Regions from separate parts of the Homo sapiens genome. Here region 1 is linked to region 2. Evidence: chromatin loops called from intact Hi-C (ENCODE). Cell type or tissue: Caco-2. All regions are shown on one strand. Links, peaks and the distances in the headings refer to the core of each region. The heading gives the core; the rest is flanking DNA. Region 1 overlaps LOC643339 (a long non-coding RNA gene). Region 2 overlaps LOC643339 (a long non-coding RNA gene).

Region 1 (2,801 bases), core at 221-2,720, 80 kb after region 2:
AGGAGAGGCCGATGCTATTGAAAGTAGAATTTATTACTTGCTCTTCTGAGAGGAGAAACGCCACATCATGCAGATTCTGTCAGAAGGGACAAAGGAGCGAGGGGAACACTTAGGCTAGAGCCTTGTTTCTGCAGGAAAGGTAAGGCAGGGCAAACAGTTCAGCTTTGCCTAGTTTGAATAATCCCAGCAGGCTTTGGTTTATCTAGGTGGTCTGTGGTTGCCTAATACCTGGCCCTGAGATAATTTAGCTCAGGGGAAATATTGGCTAGTGTGTGAGAGATAGATAAGGAGGTGGTTGGTGAATATGGGCTTGAGTTTGGTTGGTTTGTGTGTGAAAGGCATGCTTATAGGCAAGTTATTATCCTTAGGAATTAGATAGCCCCGGGAGGGGTGGTCTCTTCTGGGGTCTGTAAATTCCCCAAAATGTTGAAATACCAAAAGATATCTAAAATTAAAAACATGATTGATATACTCATTCATCGGGCCCCACCTTCATTCCCTAGCTCCTACCCCTCATGGCTGTCTGAAAGTAGATGAAGTCATAGGTATCAAGTGCACATGTCCAGCAGTTTTGGGTAGAAAAGCAAGAGCAGCCTGGTGCTGGTGGCTCACGCCTGTAATCCTAGCACTTTGGGCGGCTAGGGCTGGAGGATCACTTGGGTCCAGGAGTTTGAGAACAGCCTGGGCAACATAGCAAGACCCTGTCTCAAAAAAAGGAAGGAGGGAAGGAAGGAAGGCAGGAAAGAAGGAAGGGAGGGAGGAGGGAGGGAGGGTGGGGGAAGGGAGGAAGGGAGGAAGGAAAGAACTTGTAGGCTATGGTGAAGGATACTAAAAGTAGCTTTGTATTTTTTCTCAGATTCTGGGGTGTCACACATTTTACAATCTGTTTACAGCCTGCACAGGGAAAAGAAGAAGAAAAGCAATGACAAAGAAAAAAGTTATGAGAAAACCTCCTACCACACAATCTATTTTTCAGTAGCACTACTAGGCAACCTGTAAATTCACATCAGGCCTGCAGCTGCCTGTTGCCAGTTTAGAATCCTGGTTGCCATTCTAGGAAGAAGTCTATGTTATAACTGCAGATTTCACCTCATAAAAACAAATACCACCCAACTCCTGCCCACACAAGAGCATTTATGTTGTGAATTATTCACTGTATCTAATTTTCTTTTTGGGTAGATATTTTTGTAAGAGGTGTAAAATATTTAACAGACTGAATCAACTCTCGTGCAGTGTTTTACAGCTACTTTGACTTAATAACCTGTATACATATTCCTGAGCCTTGAGTATATCATACAATGATGGTTCATGCTCACTTTCCATGGCCACGTGCGGCCAAATAAACTGCAAACTCAGGCGTGGCTCCAGTTTTATTGCCACAGTCTCAAGGCACTATTCACACTGCAACTTATCTTCTATGTGTTAATGGGTGTCTTGCTGATAAAGGTCATCCGCATTAGATACAGCAAAACAAATCTTGAGACCACAGAGTTGGAAGTATTGCATTTATTCTCAACACTGGACAAAGGTGTTTTCCTTCCTTCCGTCCTTCCTTTTCTCCCTCCCTCCATCCCTTCCTGCTCTCCCCTCCCCTCTCCTTCCCTCCCTCCCTCCCTCCCTCTCTCCTTTCCTTCCTTTCTTCCTTTTGTTCTTTCTTTTTTTTTTTTTAACAGAGTTTTACCATGTTGCCTAGGCTGGTCTCAAACTACTGAGCTCAAGCAATCCACCCGCCTCAGCCTCCCAAAGTGCTAGGAATACAGACATGAGTCACCACACCCGGCCAGTGTTTTCATTCTTTCTAATGATACTAGACATATACATTGCTTTGATCTCTAAAATTTGATCTCTCTAAATATTTATTGAGTATCTACTCGGTTATAAGCTCCTCAAAGGCCTGTTCATATTTTTATATTCCTTTCATAAGCAGTGAACTGTATCAGGCACATACTGGGAACTAAAATGAATACTTAATCAGGTATTTGTTTTACGGCAGCGTTTCCCAAAGTGTATGCCCATGGTCCACTGAAGGTTGACAGGATCCATGTGATGGGCACTGAATGAATAAATTAAAAAATGCGAGCCTGGGGCGGTGGCTCATGCCTGTAATCCCAGCACTTTGGGAGGCCCGAGGTGGGTGGATCACCTGAGGTCAGGAGTTCAAGACCAGCCTGGCCAACATGGTGAAACCCCGTCTCTACTGAAAATACAAAAGTTAGCCAGGCGTGGTGGCAGGCGCCTGTAGTCCCAGCTACTCAGGAGGCTGAGGCAGGAGAATCACTTGAACCTGGGAGGCGGAGGCTGTAGTGAGCCAAGATCGCATCATTGCATTCTAGCCTGCGCGACACAGCGAGACTCCATCTCAAAAAAAAAAAAAAAGTATATATATATAAAATATATATTTAAAAGTTTTAAATTTGATTTGCTGTGTTGTCTTGTAAGACATAATTCTATTTTTTCCCTTATAAGAGCTTTGGGATCTTTAAATAAGTGATCTTTATCATTGACATAATTGTAAAATGCTTTTGAGTTCCACCCCCAATTTCCAACTAAAACAAAATCCACCATTGGTTGTACTGCCAGAAAATTAATTTTAAGCTTTGCCATGATGTGTTTATCCCTGTGGGAGTGTGCCCTTGCATGGGAACAATGCTGTCTTGTCTGTAGCAATGAAAAAAAGATTGAGATATATTCACTGTATACTATACATTGAACACTTACTATGTACAAGGCAGTGTTCTGTGTGCTGGAGATAAAGCAGTGCCTGGGTACAAAGCAATGTCTTTGCCCTTGTAGTACTTACA
Region 2 (2,801 bases), core at 228-2,727:
AGAGTCACTATCTGGAAATCTAAGAATATCCTCTTTGTCATCGCGAAACCAGATGTCTACAAGAGCCCTGCTTCGGATACCTATATCGTTTTGGCAGAAGCCAAGATTGAAGATTTATCTCAGCAAGCACAAGTAGCAACTGCTGCGAAATTCAAAGTTCAGGGTGAAGCTGTCTTAAATGTTCAAGAAAACACACAGACTCCAACTGTACAAAAGGAGAGTGAAGAGGATGAGGTTGATGAAACAGGTGTAGAAGTTAAGGACATAGAATTGGTCATGTCACAAGGGAATGTGTCCAGAGCAAAGGCAGTTGGAGCCTGGAAGAACAAAGTAATAATATTGTAAATGCTATTATGGAATTAACAGTGTAACCATCTGAAAGCAACTTTTATTGGTGTCTCAAATGAGTGACTGCAGCTTGGTTTGAAATTTGTACTGCTTCTATCATAAATAAAGTTATGGCTTCTTGTTGGATGAAAAAAAGAAAAGAGTGCATTGTTATTTTTGATATTTTGGTTCAGTCTGTATACCATGTGTCATTTTGCCTTTGCCTCTTATGTGTAATAAACCATTCTACTTTTTTTTTTATTTATTTTTTTTTGAGATGGAGTCTTGCTCTGTTGCCCAGGCTGGAGTGCAGTGGTGTGATCTTGGCTCACTGCAACCTCCACCTCCCAGCTTCAAGCAATTCTGCCTCAGCCTCCCGAGTAGCTGGGATTACAGGTGTGTACCACCATGCCTGGCTAATTTTTTTGTATTTTTGGTGGAGACAGGGTTTCACCATGTTAGCCTGGCTGGTCTCGAATTCCTGACCTCAAGTGATCCGCCCGCCTCGGCCTCCCAAAGTGCTGGGATTACAGGCATGAGCCACTGCACCCAGCCCTAATTTTTGTATTTTTAATAGAGGTGGGGTTTCACCATGTTGGCCAGGCTGGTCTCAAACTCCTGACCTCAAATAAGGCCGCCCGCCTCGGCCTCCCAAAGTGCCTGGATTGCAGGCATGAACCACCATGCCCGGCCTTTATTTTCACTTACTATATTTTTCTAAGGACTCTGAGAAAAGTGGATAGTGTTCCCTACATTCATTGAAATGGTAGCTCTTAACATGAACTTCTACATGGTGTTATTACCTGACTACTTTGCAAATTGCATTTAGGTATTTTGAGTAATTGCTTCAGATAATTAATAATAATAATACTTATTAAGCAGAATAGTTCCTATCTCTGCACAGAGATTTGTTCTGAAAACTCAAGTCCCGTGAAACGGTACTCTGAAACCCCAGAATCATATTTCAAAACAGTTTTGACAACTGTCTTATATGTTGTAAAGATTAGCTAAGGAGAGTCATGTGCACAGGAAAAGCTAATTTGCAAAGCACATCAATAATTCAGGAATGATGTAAAACCTAACTCCTTTAGCCTTGTTAGCAAGTCGACTGCTTTGAGTGTCCACTGTGAGGCATTCTGGGAAACGAAAGGGGTCACAGAATTGGCCTCCTTGCAAATGAGCTCAAGCTAACTGGACTAGCAGGTCTAGGAAAGAGAAGTTACCTGGGCTAGGAACTGTATGAATACCGGCCCTCCCTTTCTACAGTGGAATCTTTTGAAGGTTAAGCAACAGTAAATAATCAACTAAGAATTTCTCAGAGTTGCTGCATTTACCTTCCTCTGCTTTTTTTTTTTTCTTTGCCCATGAAGATGAAGCAACTTTGGAATGAGAGCAATATTTCCTTTTAGGACTCCCTGCTTCAGACACGCAGAGAACAAGCTCAGGCCTGGCCTGGCTGGCAGAGACTGCCTGCGGGAGAGAGCTGGGCTTCAGGTATGGGTGAGGGATGGTGAGTTAGAATTTAACAGAAGGGGAGGAGAAGAAAACTCATTTGATTTTGTAAGTTTCCACACAGGCCTTTCAGCAACATCTATCAGCAAAAGAGAGGCAACAGAATCTTGCACCTTGAAAGTCACTGGGGGCAAAGAGGGTCCAGGAGTCAGCTCCTGGAATATCAGCTATAGTACAAAAAGGAAATAAGTAATGCAAAGGAAAAAGCAATACACATATGTAGAGAGACTGATCTAGAAGATCTGGCCTTGGTATCTGGGGATTGGTAATGATGTCATGGTGGTTAGCTCAGACGAGATGATGGATGATGAGTCCACTTGTATGCATCTGTATTACAAACGCAAATAAAACTTGGAATGATGTGAGTTGGCAGAAAAAACAAAGTCAATCTGTTCATTAGTGTTCTCTCCACAATGTGAAGGGGGAAAAGAGCTATTTTTTTGTGTCCAGGGAATATTGAGTTATATATAATATTCATTCAGCAAACATTTATTGAGTAATGACTGTTTGCCAGGCACTATGCTAGATGCTGAGAATGCAAGAATTGTACAAAGCCCCTCCATTGCCCACTCTCGATAAGAGGACAGCCAGAGCCAGTCACCTTTTTTGTACTATGTTTCTCTTAAGGTAAGGACAATCACGGCTCAGAACAAAAGTGCTTATCACATGTTGGTAGGCAAGTTTGCAATAATTCTTTTTCTTTGTAATGGTTTTATTACAAGCCCTGTAGTAAAACTTGGAAGATCTTTTTATGTTAGAAATCTCTCCTCTGCTACTGAATACTAAAGACTTTAGTCAAGTCTTTTAATTTCTCTGGGACTAAGTTTAAACATTTATAAAATCAGGTAATGGAAAGTAAAACTAGACTGATTTAATGAATCCTGGCTTAGGACAAGCAATAAGAGGAGGTTGAGGGCAGACAGCCACTTACTAGACACTTACAAACAGTAGGACTTCAGACT

Evidence for each region. A loop is a pair of places that touch in the nucleus more often than their neighbours do. Peaks named below come from ENCODE experiments on the same cell type or tissue, not always from the same donor. Only the 100,000 strongest peaks of a DNase experiment are listed, where the experiment ranks them.
Region 1: a loop joins it to region 2, with 5 times the contacts of the local background. A loop is called at or near these places in 2 of 110 quality-filtered maps.

The regions. Positions count from the first base shown.
Region 1 is chr12:93,041,463-93,044,263 of GRCh38, reverse strand. All of the region lies in intron 3 of LOC643339 (a long non-coding RNA gene), which reads left to right. Among named protein-coding and RNA genes, the nearest start is that of LINC02413, 52 kb to the right of the region's middle. In Caco-2, for the core only: no CTCF peak of the experiment used is centred there; DNase peaks (open chromatin) are centred at 1,363, 1,753 and 2,083.
Region 2 is chr12:93,121,629-93,124,429 of GRCh38, reverse strand. All of the region lies in intron 3 of LOC643339 (a long non-coding RNA gene), which reads left to right. It also overlaps the pseudogene NACAP8. Among named protein-coding and RNA genes, the nearest start is that of LINC02412, 51 kb to the left of the region's middle. In Caco-2, for the core only: no CTCF peak of the experiment used is centred there; DNase peaks (open chromatin) are centred at 1,499 and 1,789; H3K4me3 peaks cover 694 bases.